Regions from separate parts of the Homo sapiens genome. Here region 2 is linked to region 1. Evidence: chromatin loops called from intact Hi-C (ENCODE). Cell type or tissue: PC-3. All regions are shown on one strand. Links, peaks and the distances in the headings refer to the core of each region. The heading gives the core; the rest is flanking DNA.

Region 1 (7,692 bases), core at 3,425-5,924:
AATAGGCACCACTTACTGTTATTATTGTTATGAAAATTATATTATTAGTGTAATAGAAGTTTAAGACTCAAAATTACCAAAAGCACAGAGGCAAGAACTCTGCCCTCTTAAATGTCTTAGACATTATGTTATCATCAGCAACAAAGCCTCAAGGAAGCAGCGTGGAATGGGAGTAAGAGCATAGGGTTGAGAATGAAGTAAAGCAGAGTTCAAATCTCAGACTTGTCATAGGTTGTGTGACTTTGGCCACTTACTAAAGTTGTCTGAACCTTAGTTTTTTTCTGTACAAATGGAGACAACCTACCTTGCAGTGCTTGGGAGAATATCTAGGAAGATAACAAATATCTACAGTGCTTAGCACAGGGCTTAGTATATGAAGGGTTTTCCATAAAAGGTGGTGTAAAGGATTATTATTAGTATAGTCATGAGTTGCATAATGCATTTTAATCAGTGACAGACTACACATACAGCAGTGGTCCCAGAAGATCGTAATACCATATTTTACTGTACCTTTTCTGATTTATATTTAAATACACAAATACAAGGCATTGTATTACAATTGCCTGCAGCATTCAGTATAGTAACATGCTATACAGTTTTTAGCCTAGAAGCAATAGGCTATACCATATCGCCTACCTGTGTAGTAGGCTATACCATCTAGGTTTGTGTAAGTATACTCTATGTCATTTGCACAACATCACCTAACAACACATTTCTCAGAATGTATCCTCATCCTTAAGCGGCAACCCATGATTGTATTATGAAAAGCAAAGCATGAATAAGGACATCAACGTTCTAATTTAAGTGATAATTCTTTCACTTGTAGGTATTACACCTTGAATCAGTTATTAAGTCTCTTTACAGGCTCGTTTGTTTTTAAAGTCTCCATTCTTATTCAACTTCAGTAGCACTGAGAGTCTTACTATAGGCCTTGCTTAACTTAGGAAGGAAAGGACACTTTTAAGAAGAAAATGGGCAGAACAAACTCCCTGCATCTTCTCCATTATCGGCATAGACGACTTCTTTTGAAAATATCATATAGAGTTTTACCTTTTTCATTTTAAAGCTGGAAGTCATAAATCTTATCATCTGCCTCCATGTTAAAATACCAGCATTGTCACAGTGCCACCATCCTGGGAGGGAGGGTCCCTTGGGTTATTGCAAAACTAGAGGGTTATGATGTACAGTTTAAGCTAATGAAGGTAGGCTTCCAGTCAGGATGTGGAGTCACTCCCTGCGGTGAGGCCGTTAAATAGCCAGGAATGAGACATGTCTATAATTAGAGAAGCATTAGGCGTTAGTGATCCCAGTGACCAGGGAGCCTGTGCCCAATGGCCTAGTCAGACTGGCTGGCTACCCACCCAAAGCTATTTCCTCCATCATTCAAAGTCAGAAGCAATGTAATGAGGGGTGGACTAACAAATTCCATGAGCTGAAACTATCCATTCAAAAAAATAAATAAGGTTTCTGAAAAATAGGCTTGAGCATTTCATATGCTTAGAGAAAAACAAAAGCAAAAACAAAAGCATGGTATCCACTAAAGCAGCAGATTGAGAAAAATGTACCTCAGAACTATGAGTAGCAAACCACAGACTATTATCACATCATTGTTCTGAATCATTTCTATGGTCTGAAAATAAAAGCCAAGAAAACTGCAACAAGTCATTACGTTTCTCTGGAATATATATTTATTTAAAATGCAGTAAGTGTTCCTTGTCAGGGATCCCAGTATAATCAGCAAGGCTTATAGGCCTAGAATATTTTGAAAATGTGGGCTGTGAGAAAGGTGGCAGAAATGCTAGTCTACCTTCATTGTTTCACAGATGAGGGAATCAAAGCTGAGGAGAAATAGAAGGAAAATTAATGTAACCATATCTATTAATTAAAATGCATTGCGTGGTGGCTGACGCCTGTAATCCCTACTCTTTGGGAGGCTGATGCAGGTGGATCACTTGAGGCCAGGAGTTCGTGACCAGCCTGGCCAACGTGGTGAAACCCTATCTCTACTAAAAATACAAAAATTAGCCAGGAGTGGTGGCCTGCACCTGTACTCTCGGCTACTCAGGAGGCTGAGGTGGGAGAATCGTTTGAACTTGGGAGGAGGAGGTTGCAGTGAGCCAAGATCATGCCACTGCACTCCAGCCTGGGCAATAGAGTGAGACCCTGTATCAAAAAAAAAAAAAAAAAAAAAGCATTACGTGCTTTTTAAAACTTCACTCAATTTTCATTTTTGGCCTTATTTAATCTTCAGTCCAATCTAATGAAACAGTGATTATTACTTAACATTGTATTCCCAAGAAAACTAAGTAACAGAGGGGATGAGTAAATTTGAAGTGCCGTGTTTGAAACCATTTGCCTCCAGGTGCTGTTTTCCTTATAACGACATATTCCATGCCTTGTCTAATATCTCATCACTACCAATATCGTTAGAAACAATAATAGGATCTAGATTCTATTTTATCAGGCCTTGTATTCCTTTTAGCAGGTGATGCCGCAGACCTACAAGTTCTGAATACATTTATGTGCATTCATTTGCTTGTAGTTGTGAAAATTCAGACATTAAAAAAGAAAATTCCCTGAAAGAATTGAGTTTATCTCAAACCTGTCCACTGAATACTCTAGTAATATACCTATTGATTCATTCATACATTTTATCTGTTTTGTTTATTGCTTTATCTCTATTGCCTAGAACAGTACCTGGAACATAGCAGGTCTTTACTAAATTTTTGTTAAAATGAATGAGTTTATGATGTTTCTGCAACGTCCTGCTACACACTGCTCCAGGGGCTAGGGCAATGGTGAAGAAATACAAGGTTCTTGCAATATTAACCATTTTTTTTTTTCTTTTTTCTTTGAGATGGAGTCTCGCTCTGTCACCCAGGCTGGAGTGCAGTGGCGTGATCTCAGCTCACTGCAAGCTCCACCTCCCGGGTTCATGCCATTCTCCTGCCTCAGCCTCCTGAGTAGCTGGGACTACAGGTGCCCACCACCACGCCCGGCTAATTTTTTTGTATTTTTTTAGTAGAGACGGGGTTTCACCGTGTTAGCCAGGATGGTCTTGATCTCCTGACCTCGTGATCTGCCCGCCTCGGCCTCCCAAAGTTCTGGGATTACAGGCGTGAGCCACCACACCCTGCCTTTGTATTAGCTGTTTTAAGGCCCTGGACTAAAGTATTTTTAATGACTTCAGTTTAAATTTACATGTACCAGTGCTGAAAACTATAGAGGAGAGTGCATATAGTCCATAGCAGAAAGTACTTAGAGTTTGATAAAGAGATGAAAGAGAAAGAAGGAGAGCAAAGACTTCAACTAGTCTACCAAATATTTCTCAGATGTCCACTCATTTATTCTTAATATGTTCACTGAGTCCAATGAGACACACAATATGTGTTCTCTGATTTCTTGCAAATCACTTCTTAATTACTAAAGACTAGTGGTTTCTATATTTATCAATATTGTCCTCTATGTCCTTGATGTATTATCACTATTGTTCATAATTTTAAAATTAATTTAGATTTATAACTAACCAGAGTTTACCTAGATGAGCTGCACACACAAAAAAATTATTTTCAAGATCTATTATAATGTGGGGGCTATCCACACAAATAAAGTAAATTGGAGAATTGTTCAACTTATGACTTTGGCAACTATAGCCAGACAAGCCAGGTAACTCAGGCTAATTATTTGTACAGCTTTTTGCTAAATCTAAGTGTGCATTTAACAGAATAATCCACATCAAATTCCTCTTTTCTCCAGAGGAGCATAGCCTTTTCCCATTTATTTTTATGTTTTCAGTTGTTGCTTGTAACTATGACCTCATGTTCCTGTTGATTCAATTCCAAAAGTCCTGCTTCATTAGATTACAAAAAAAAAAAAAAAAGCACCTTCAAATATTTAGACTAACGCATCCTGTGTATTACCAGTCTGGTTGTCAATTATGGTGAATTTCATATGAGGAAACAGTGATCAGCCGTAAAACCACAGAAAATGGAGTCCCCCACCCCCAGTCTCTCTTTAAATGGGTGGAGTTTCCTTGGGGCAGTCTTAATGGCCTTGTCAGCCCGTCTTCCTAATCACTGATGCTTGCTGATACAGCGCACCAAATCACAATTTATTTCACAGTCTTGTTCTATCAGAAAGAAAGAACTTTTGATTTACTGCTAATTAGAATAGGCATGTTTCCCCAGAAACAGGCAAGTTTGAGGGATGATGTAACCAAAACCAGGTTTTTGTGATAAGTCAGAAAGATTTAATGTGATAGAAAAGGCATTATTTTCTCTGTGAAATACACAATATCGTTTCTGTATCAGACGGGAAAGACTGAAAATACTGAAGTCAGTTTTCTTACATTTGAAAGACAGACAGGAAATTTTTTCAGAATGCTAAATCAATCCAGAAGGTATGTATAAAAAATTGTCGGTTTCTGACTCATTGACAAACAGATAGTAAATAAACAGGTATAGAATTTCTATCACTATTCAGAAAGTGTGTTTGCCTGTTTGGCTGGGAATTGAATCAGAAATTACAAGTTAGTTACAAATAGTGATTCATTTGAGAAAAAGGAAAAAAAAAAGTCATAAAATGTGAATTGTGTAGTTCCCAAACATAAGCATTTTGGTATGGACCACAAAGAGAGCAACTCAACAACCTTGCAACTGTCTAAGTATAAAAGGCAAAAATTCTGTGGTTAAAAAATGCTTTCAGTCATTGTATTTATATCACTCAAAATTCCCAAGGTTACAGGTTGCTGTTTTTAGATATCCTCAATTTCAGTGCTACCAATTTTATCTGAAGATTTGGTTTATTTGGGGGCCAGGGGGTAGTTTGGGGAGAGGATATTATATTCCAATAGTTTTACTCAGAAAACAAATGCAAGTATGTCTGAAGCTCACTCTAATATACATTAGAGGAATGGTGCAGTAGTGTTTCAAAAATCTGTATCTATTGGTATTATAGGCTCAAGGAAAAAATCCCCTGTGTATTTTGAGAAATGACAGTGAAATGTATATTTCTCACAAACACATCAATAAATTCCCCAGTAAATAAAGTGAACTTGGACTGGTCCAACTAATAGACCAGCCTTGAGACCCAGGGCAATTATGAAAATTGTACCTGAAGCCCTCAAAATTCTGCTTTACTTTTTAAAAACTGAATCTATTCCAGAGTATACCACTCAGGGGCCTTTAATTAATTCAGTCTGTAAGATTTAATAGTCAGGTCTCAAGCCTGTATTCCACAATGTATCCATTTGCAAAAGGCTACTGAGCATTTACTTTGTTCAGAATCCTTTTATATAAGTATATGACATAGCCTCTGGAAGTTAAAAAAAAAAAAAAAAACTATGTGACTATAAGCTTTGTTTGCTTGTTTTGGTTTCCTGCTTTAAAAATACTGAACTAAACAGCCACACAGTATAGCTAGTCATTAAGCTATATACACATATATAATTATATATATATTTTTTTATTTACTGAAAAAGCCTATTTTAATATAAAATACATATATTTTATTTACTAAAAACTATTTTATTATAAAATACGTCTTTTTTAATTACTGAAAGAGGCTATTTTTAATAGATTAGAAGACAGTTGAGATTTGTTTCAATACAGACAGAAAACAATTTTTATTTAGGGCTACCTTTTCTCTGAGAGAATACATGTAACATGCAGAAGTATATAACTTGCTAAATAAGATGGAAAAAATCTCTGACATTGAGATTTTCTAGTCTCAAACTTTTCCACCAAAATACCCATAATTGGTACCTAGAATAGAAGAAGCTTCTGCTCCTGAAGTGTCTGATTGTTTAGCCTAAAACCAGACACTCAAAATTTAATGTTTTTGAAGGCTCATATTTTTAAAACTGTGTATGGATTTTACATACTATTCAAATATTATTTTTGTTTTTTCTTATTTTCCACCAACTAATGGAGTAAAATTGATAGTCAATGAAGATGCACCAACATGATGGGCCTTCTGGCCTAGAATAAAATAAAATAGCTCTTAAAAGTATGTACATCCCAATTGTAAAGCAACTCATTAAAGGGAGTACCCTTAGACTAGTATAACTTTTTTTTCATAAAAAGTATGTACTTTATTAAACTAAGACTATTTTTACAGCATTTATGAAGGAAAAAATAGTAGTTTGGACTGGCTTTTTTAAGATCAACCCCAGGCTAGAAACTGAAGGGCTCCAAGTTGTAACTAAACCCACACTTGTTATATGACCTTGAACAAGCCAAGCAGGCTGTGGCCATGATTATGTATACAAACCGCCTACATGGGGTGTCAAGAGAAGGTCAGTGTGTTTACTCCAGCTGTTTTTGTTATACATGCGGAATGCCACACAGTTGTTCTGGGTATGGCAGTCAGAGTGGATGCCAGCACAACTGTAATGAATAGACTGCCAGAAACAGGCTGATTATATAGACTAAATGCAGAGTCAAAACAATTAAGAGAATGAATCAAGTAAACCAACATCTTTGTACAAAGATTGTGTAGTCTGAATGAACTATACTATTGATCAGATAATCAAAGTAATTGTTAAAAATCTCAATATAGATTATCTTACATATACGACATTCCTGGCAACTAACACGTATTTTTAAAATTAAAACAATACATGATAGCAAAGTCTAGAACACAGGACTCCATTAATAAACTTCAAGTTTTCAACAAATTCATATTCAAAAGGAAATGAAATTTTAAAAAGCCAGAAGACCTTAAAAATTATTGTAAAGAAATAGCCATGTGTTGGCAAAATCTGGTTTGTAGTAATGTATAATTTTCATGTAAGATCTGAATTTTTAAAGGAAAAGTATACAAACTTATTCATGTATTTACTTAGGATGATAAATTAATTTATCTTATTTACTTTGTTTCATCCTATATTTCAATACATTTTAGTTTGGCCCAAAAACATGATGCAAGTCAAAAATTCCTGTGGAAAACCAGTTTATTAAATCCAGAAATTTTAATCACACCTAATGATAATTACTGCACACAGCTATTGACCCTTTTTAAAGTCCTGAGGTCTGAGATTAAATCTTCATAATGTCAAATAAATAGTAGGATTGGTAGGATTACCTGGCTCAATGAAGGAAAATAATTCAGTCAAAATAATTTATTTGTAATTTCATTTTTCTGTTGTAGTAATATCATAAAATCCTGATTGAGATATATGGGAACTATGAAAATTTATACTGACATACATTATTCAAACTGGAAGATACTTTAATGAAATCTAATATAAACAAAATATAAAATTAGTAAGTGAAAATTCTTAGGAAAATACATAAGGTCATATAGTATTCATCTTTATTAACATAATCTTAAAATTTTTTCTTTCTCACTATAGTATTAAAAGGATGTATATCTGGATTTTTTGAATAACTTTTTTCAAAGTTAATATTTCTAGTGAATATTAGAGATAATTAGAACCTTGGTTTTTCATATTCTTTTTTCACCCTTTATCATTATTGTAAATTTTATAGGAATGATTTTTATTGTATATACTTAAGGCATACAATATGTTTTGATATACATATAGCTAGTGAAATGATTACTATAGTTAAGCATATTAACATATCCATTACCTAACACAGTCACGTATTATGGTTTATATGTGTGAGCATGTGTTAATAGCACCTAAAATCTATTCTTTTAGCAAATTTTTAATATACAATATTATTTAAT
Region 2 (7,692 bases), core at 2,267-4,766, 50 kb after region 1:
CTTTCAAAATAATTTTAAGGAAGTATGCAAACTTTGTGTGCAAGAACATTTGATGTATAGATTGTCATGAGACGAAAAACAATTAATTAAATGTTTAATAACAAGATATGGTTAAGTAATTTGTAATACATCTACCTAATGTAATAAAATACCATTATGGAAAACATGTTGCTAAGAATGTACAAGAACAATAACATGGTAAATGGTTCATGATGTATTATGTCTATAAATAAAAGTCCATAGAAAAAAGGCAGAATAAATACATTCTAGAACATGATTATTTCAGGAGATAATTGGCTATTTTAATTTTTACACTTTTATTTATTTTTTATTTTCTAAATTTCAACTTTTGTTATGAAAGAAAAGTTTATTTTTTATTTTTTAATGTAAAAATTTGTTCTCAATCCTCAGAGTCCCAAAAGGAATAATTAAGAATCCCTAGAATCTATGCCAATAACTAGAAACTGGACTGAACAGGGAAGGTATTGAAGATTTCTTTCTACCCTACAGCTTTTCCCCCAACACAGGTTTTGTTTTAGGTATTACTGTCATGAAATACAATACATGATGCTCTTCAGCCAAAAGCATATTATTTATTCCAGAAGTTCCTTAAAACCCTAGGAACCCGAATATATTTTTACTTGTGAGCTGGGATGGATACTATAAAAAACAAACAAACAACAACAACCAAAAAAACCTTTTAAGATATGCTTGGCTTTTGTTCTTTCAACCTTGTACCCTAGAGTAACATTATCCAGTAGAACTTTCGGTATTGATGGAAATGTTCTATATTTGCACTGTACTTTATGGTAGTCACTAATACATCTGGCTAGCGAGACTGAGAAACAAAATTTCTCATTTTATTTAATTAAATGTCAATAGCCACATGTGACTGGTGGCTACTCATTGGGCAGTGTTTGGGAACAGTTATCTGGATGTTTCCTGTTCTGAACTCCACCCTGGACCTGTCCAGTATTTCCAAGCAATTCTCTACAAAACACTTATCCTCTCATTTATTCATTCACGTATTAACTACTATAACAATTTTACTAAGTATTGCATGCTAGTCTTGGTATTAAGATCTGTGTTACTGGACTCAGTCGTCAACAAGACAGCCACACTCCCTGTCCTCAGAGTTCACATAGTTTAGCAGAAATAAAGATGGTTTTCTTGCCTCAAATTGTATCTTCTGTGTTTTGTCTCACATACTACTGAGAAAGAAAAAGATAGATTCTGGTCCATGAAGTCATTTTTTGCTATGCTGAAACTGTATATTCACAAATATATTCAGTTCTGCCTCGGATCCCATCAAAGGTCCTTCTTTCTCCATTGGGTGCTTTGAGTCCTTCCAGGATCCCTCCCTAAGACTGAAGTGTAGGTGTTTTCCTACTGGGTTTCTCTTCCTGGGAAAACAGACACTAGTTAATTCTTCAGAGCTCAAAGCCTAATTCATCTGAGAAAATGGGAACTGGAAGCACTGTATAAATCAAGACTTTTCTCTCTGCCTCTGGGAAATGAAAGTGCTTTCTCTACTAGCTAAAGTTCACGGAATAAAACCTAATATGTCATCAAATTCAACTTTTATTGATCCTCTAGGATGTCTAAATTATTGAACTAGGTATTACGGGTCATCAAAGACCCAAAAGACTTGGTCCCTGTCTTCTACAAAACCCAAAATTGAATAGAACCCAAATAAAAGTTACCACATGACTTCACTTTCTTAAAAAACGTAATTCCACCAGTCTTCCTAAAGCATTTGAATGGAAAAAAAAAGCGATCAAAACTTGTGTACAGGCCCATGTTTGGTTCATCTTTCCATCTCAAACAAATGTAAAGGGAGGATCTCAACACAGTATTCAAAATTATATTCAGCCTGGTAACAAAGATAAAACTACAGTTGTTGTGTAAAGGAGATTAAAATTCAGTTGGAAACATGTAGTTCGTGTGCTACATACATGCAAAAGTATTAATGAAAAATCTCAGTGAACTAGAGTTCTTACCAACAGAGAGGCCCACCTATTAGTCTCTAAGGGTCCTTGAAATGTTACCCAAGTGGCTCAGGATTCTGCACTCCATTTTGAACAAAGGTCACAGTGGTGTTAGAAAGTCTGAGGGCAAACCTGCAATTCCCACTTACCAGTTTTGTAAGTGTGAGCAAATTATTGAGAGCCTCTAAGTTGCACTTTTCTTACCTATAAAATGAAGGCAGAATCCACCTTAGTTGAATAATGTAAAAATTAAAGATAATATATGAGCAGGGCCTAGCACTATGCTTGCTTGTAATAGTTATTCAATAAATGCTAGATGGATTAGAGGATCGTTTATTGAGGAGATATTTATTGCCAAAGTCAAACAAATAGGCAAATAGACAAACAATTTATATTATAGCTCAGAAGGTGGGTCTTCCCCAACACAAGGCAATGTAAGAAGCACCTACACTGTGTGAAGAACTAGATAGACCACAGGTGGCCTTCTCAATCATGATAGAGAACAAAGAAATGACTCTCTCCAGAAAGAAGACAATCTGCAATAAAATCTTAAATAGTCCCAATAACATTACAAGCAATTTGGACTTCTCTGTATGTCCAAATGCTCCTCTATATGTCCATGCTTTCATGATGTCTCTGAATATTTATCTTCCCTCTGGAGAAAAGACAACTCCAAATGACTTTATGCTGAGCTTGAAGCATCTGTGGTCAAATGGTGAACTGGCATCATTATTTCCATTTTACAGATAAACTTAAGAGAGTACTGAGAGATAAACCGAGAGTGTTGAAAGTTCAAGGGCCCTGCCACTATCTTACAGGAGCAAAACTAAAGAGAGAGTACCAAGAGATAAACTGAGAGGGTGCTGAGGGTCCAAGTGCCCTGCCAGTATTTCCCAGAAGTGAGGCTGGAAATGAAACGAAGTCTACACTGCTTTCTGCTAGGATGTGCTAGGTAAATGCTCTCCCTAACCTTAAATAGCATTTGTCTCTGTTATTAGCAGCTATTAGTGAAGACACTAACCTTAACCACATTTCCCTTGTCATTGTATTTGTTCATTTACCAAGAAATGATGTGATGGTATTATTATTATTATTATTATTATTATTATTATTATTATATTTTTTCTTTGCAACAAAGTTTTGCTCTTGTTGCCCAGGATGGAGTGCAATGGCGTGATCTCGGCTCACTGCAACTTCTGCCTCCTAGGTTCAAGTGATTCTCCTGCCTCAGCTTCCCAAGTAGCTGGGATTACAGGCACCTGCCACCACACCTGGCTAATTTTTGTATTTTTTTAGTAGAGACGGGATTTCACCATGTTGACCAGGCTGGTCTTGAACTCCAGACCTCAGGTGATCTACCCAAATTGGCCTCCCAAAGTGCTGGGATTACAGGCATAAGCCACCACACCAGCCGATGTGATGTTATTATTTCAGGCTCACATCAACGGTATTAGCACTGGATGTCACTGTTGTTCCATGCAAACAGAACACAAGTGTGCCTCTTCCCTCGTGAATTTCAGAAATGACCCAGTTACTTAGGGAACAGCTCATCATGTACTTTGGCAGAACCACACAGTACTCCCCACCCAGCCTGGCATTGGCATTGCTATTTTCAGATTCTAAATCTAATCTATTCCAAGAGCAAGAGTCCAGGGAAAAGGCCATTAAATGTCTGAGGCACAGAGTCTATACAACATCTGACACTGAAATTACTAGAAAGGTCTATTTGCGAGCAAAAATTTCTGCCCTTGCTATATATTTTATTTTTGAAAAAACCTTAATACTTTAAATGCAAATATGAATCGAATGAATTTCATCATTATCCCATGAAGAGTTCCAGAAGGATTTCTTTGGTGAATGAAACACAAATATTAACTATTGCTTCTTCTCCCACTCACTTCATAATCATGTAACAGCCAGTTATCAAGGCTACAAAAGGTCTGAGTCTGACCTTCTAACCTGCTCTTGGACATAAGCAAGCACAGCAGGCAATGTATTTCAAGGCAATTACAGGCATAACTCGAGTATTTATAGGATACAACATTGTAATAGAACTATCTTTTTGGTATTTCCGAGGTAACACTTAAATCCTGCAACAGTGGTGGCCCATCAGTGGTGGGAAAAGACCAGTTCCTCCTGAGGGTGGAAAATAATCTTGTAGTTCAAGTTAGTGAAGGATGGGCATTTCTTCTTCCATTATATTCAAAGTGGAATGAGTGTGCTGCAGCTTTTTTTTTTTTTTTTTTCATGATTTCCTCATGATAATGTTGCGGTTACTTTAGCAGGGGGTGGAAAACTGATAAGTGTAATTGCTGTAATCACAGGATGTATAGGATGTAAATATTTGCAGGGCAATTAAAAACTATTTGCCTCTTTAGCTTCTTAAAATAAGAGGTACATCTGAGCAGCAAACAAGTGGAGAGTTTAAGAAAACAAGCAGAAAAGATTTTTAAGTGGCAAGAATATGAGATGATTTATCGAGCATTCATTTTGTGGTTTGGTCAGATACGAACGTTGGGGGAAAAGAGCAAAATATTGTGGATCAGGAAAATTGTGTCATCAAATAACTAAAAATAAATCTCAGAAGAACACCCCAGGGTTATAAATGATCACAGTGTGTGGCATTGTCAATTATCCTCTCAAGCTGGCACATTGTTTAGGAGGATGTCTAACTGCCAAGTTGTTATTGTAACAAGCCAACGGGCTTGCCTCATTCATTAAATACATGGAGGATGGTAGTCAAAATAAACCATGCCAGTTGACCACCATCCAAAGTGGCAGTTTTTCTTTGAGAATAAGGTTTTCTTTTTCACTCTTGCCTGATTCATATGTAAATACTTCCTATTTCTCCTAATGTTTCAAGAAACATTTTGATTGTATTTGACTCATATCTGCTAAATTTCTGTACATATTATTATCTTTACTACCAGTAGGGATAGTGAAAAAAGTAAATTCTACATTGTGTTGATGAGAGAGTTTGTATAAGGTAGGAAAGAAGGGGGTTGAACAGCATACAGATACTTCTACAGCCAGGTTAACATTTACACACGCCAATTAAGTTGTACAAAAATAGTAATTTGTTATGTTCTATAATTGACCTTATTTTGCCCTCCATCATGCTGATTAAAAAAAAAAAAATCCCAAACAAACAACCCTAAAACCTGATGAACAGTAACTCTGTCTCTTGTGGTTTTAAAGGCTCTCAGGTTAAAACACTCTTTTTTTTTTTTTGAGACAGAGTCTCAACTGTGTCACCCAGGCTGGAGTGCAGTGGCACGATCTCAGCTCACTGCAACCTCCACTTCCCAGGTTCAAGCAATTCTCCTGCCTCAGCCTTCTGAGTAGCTGGGACTACAGGCATGCACCACCATGCCTGGGTAGTATTTTTTTTTTTTTGTATTTTTAGGAGAGATGGGGTTTCACCATGTTGGCCAGGCTGGTCTTGAATTCCTGACCTCGTGATTCGCCCACCTCGGCCTCCCAAAGTGCTGGGATTACAGGCGTGAGCCACCGTGCCCGGACAAAACACTCTTAAGGGTAAACAATCATTTTGGATTTCTTACCTCTTCAATGCTTTTAGGATGGTATCTAGGGACATGCAATCTCGTGAGAAGAAGTAAAAGACAGCTATGATCCACAATTTGTCCTCTGCCAGCCCTGCTGACTCTGACTGATGAATAAAAGGGAGGTCGTGGCATTGTTCTCTCTCCTTGCTGCATGTGTTTGCTGTAGTATCTGTGGATTCTAAAGCTAAGGTCTGTGCTGTCTGGGTAGACAGAGCTGAGTGACTGCTTCTATGAAAGTCAGCAAACTCCTCATGCTAGTGAGGCTCTGAACTTTGATTCTTTCTGGCAGCCTTGATTCTCTGAGACTTATTGCCATTTTCTTGGGGCTGTTGACCTTGCAGTGGTCTCCACACCTCGAGCACATGATAACCCCTTGGCAGTTATGCCTAATTTTATTTAGTTATTCTGTCTTTTCATTCTCGACTCACATAATTCTTCCCTCACATGGTCATGCTGGAATATCTGGGCCTTTTCCATATCAGGTGCAGACTGTAGACCAGGGGTTTTCTGTCCCAAGGCTACACATCTGGACCCTTTCTCTGCCTGTTACTGATCCAGCACTATGCGCCATGTTGCACGATGCAGGAAGCAGAGCAGAAGCTTCGCTGTTCTCTGATTTCCCCTTGCACAATACAGAATCCAGTTCAGAGGCTATCATATGCCTCTTCTCTCTAAACCTCACCCAAAGGACCTTGGGCAGCTTGCTCATCCTCACCTAAATCACCTGGTTTTTACAGCCCCTCATTTTCTAATCTCAGAAGTTGAAGAGTTTTCTATTTCTATTTTCTATCCCAAGGAAACACCATCTCTTTTATCTTTCCTCACAGAGTACCATAGCAAAGCTCTAAGCCTTAAATTCTAAGTTCGATCCTTGATGTAAAAAGGAAGCTTTAGGATTTAAAAAATCTATTTTTCTTAAAAAAAAAGTAAAATCATGACTTGGTAGATATTATCTTGCTCTGGATAAAAAAAAAATTGAATCAAATTTTTCAGACCGAAAATTGACTTCATTCTCTATCTTCTTACAAGTAATTACAGGCATTTGAGTCTCTGGATTAAGGATTACGAGGTAACAAAAAATGGAGAAAATCAGTTTGGTGTCTTAAAAATATATCATCTCACCTAAACTGCTTATTCAAAAACCCTCAACAGTCATCCAGTGCTTTTTGAATCTGTACAAAGCTACGTGATGCTAAAGGCCTCCACCCCTCCCAGGCCTAGGATTTCAGGTGTCCCTCTCACTTCTGTGTAAGAGAAAAAGAGATTTAATGACTCTAAGCTAAAAAACTCACAGCTAATGAAGAGAAATAGTCAAGAGGCAGATTTTGACTAATCTAGCAGAGTCTCATTTCAGTCAAAGTTAGATTCTGAAATTAGTACTTAAGGCAAACGCTGCATTTATAAAAGTTATTCTTGAAAATTCTTTAAGTTGCTCATAAAATAATTTATTTTTTACTCTATGAAAAGCTCCAAATATAGTATCTTTCAGTTAGTCTGATAACCAATTTTTACTCCAGAAATAGGGGAAATGCTGTATGAAAAAGATGTATCTTCAAACTCTGCAATCATATCCAGTGATGCTCACATTATAAGGGGCACATAAACAAGGGAATAGAAAGAGAGAAAGTAATTATAGGATAAATTTGCTGTTACTAAAGAGTTATAATATTCTCTTTCTTGGAATTCTAACATAAAATGATTCATAAAATGCCTGGGCACATTCAGGATTGGATGGATATATTTTCTAGTTGGTGGATTTCTATTGTTTCCACATGTATACTAATTAAAACAATTTCAAACTTAATTTCTTAAATAACATTTCAGTCTTGCAGAGCATGCTTTTTAACATTAAACTTTGTCTCCCTCTGCATGCTAATCTTCAAAAACACTTTCTAAATCAGTCCTTGTCTGATAAATATGTCTATTTTGTTTAGCTTTTGGACTCATGTTCTACAATAATTTTGATTTTTTTCTGAGCCACAAATTGGAAGCAAAGAAAGCATGAACCCACTGGGTTTTCTTTCCTTTTTGTAAGTTTATACAAAGATGAGGCAACATGTCTTTCAGTAAGTAGATAGTAACTTCTTAATGTTTGCAGAACCAGATGAACGAAATGATAACCTCTCTGTGGGTTAGAA

Evidence for each region. Hi-C counts contacts between places; a loop is a spot of excess contacts. Peaks named below come from ENCODE experiments on the same cell type or tissue, not always from the same donor. Only the 100,000 strongest peaks of a DNase experiment are listed, where the experiment ranks them.
Region 2: a loop joins it to region 1, with 2.3 times the contacts of the local background. A loop is called at or near these places in 2 of 110 quality-filtered maps.

What each region holds. Positions count from the first base shown.
Region 1 is chr10:52,700,439-52,708,130 of GRCh38, reverse strand. The region is part of intron 1 of LOC105378305 (a long non-coding RNA gene); the gene reads left to right. Among named protein-coding and RNA genes, the nearest start is that of MBL2, 68 kb to the left of the region's middle. In PC-3, for the core only: no CTCF peak of the experiment used is centred there; DNase peaks (open chromatin) are centred at 3,990 and 4,490; H3K4me3 peaks cover 1,630 bases; H3K27ac peaks cover 1,929 bases.
Region 2 is chr10:52,649,536-52,657,227 of GRCh38, reverse strand. The region is part of intron 1 of LOC105378305 (a long non-coding RNA gene); the gene reads left to right. Among named protein-coding and RNA genes, the nearest start is that of MBL2, 120 kb to the left of the region's middle. In PC-3, for the core only: a CTCF peak has its summit at 3,466; no DNase peak of the experiment used is centred there.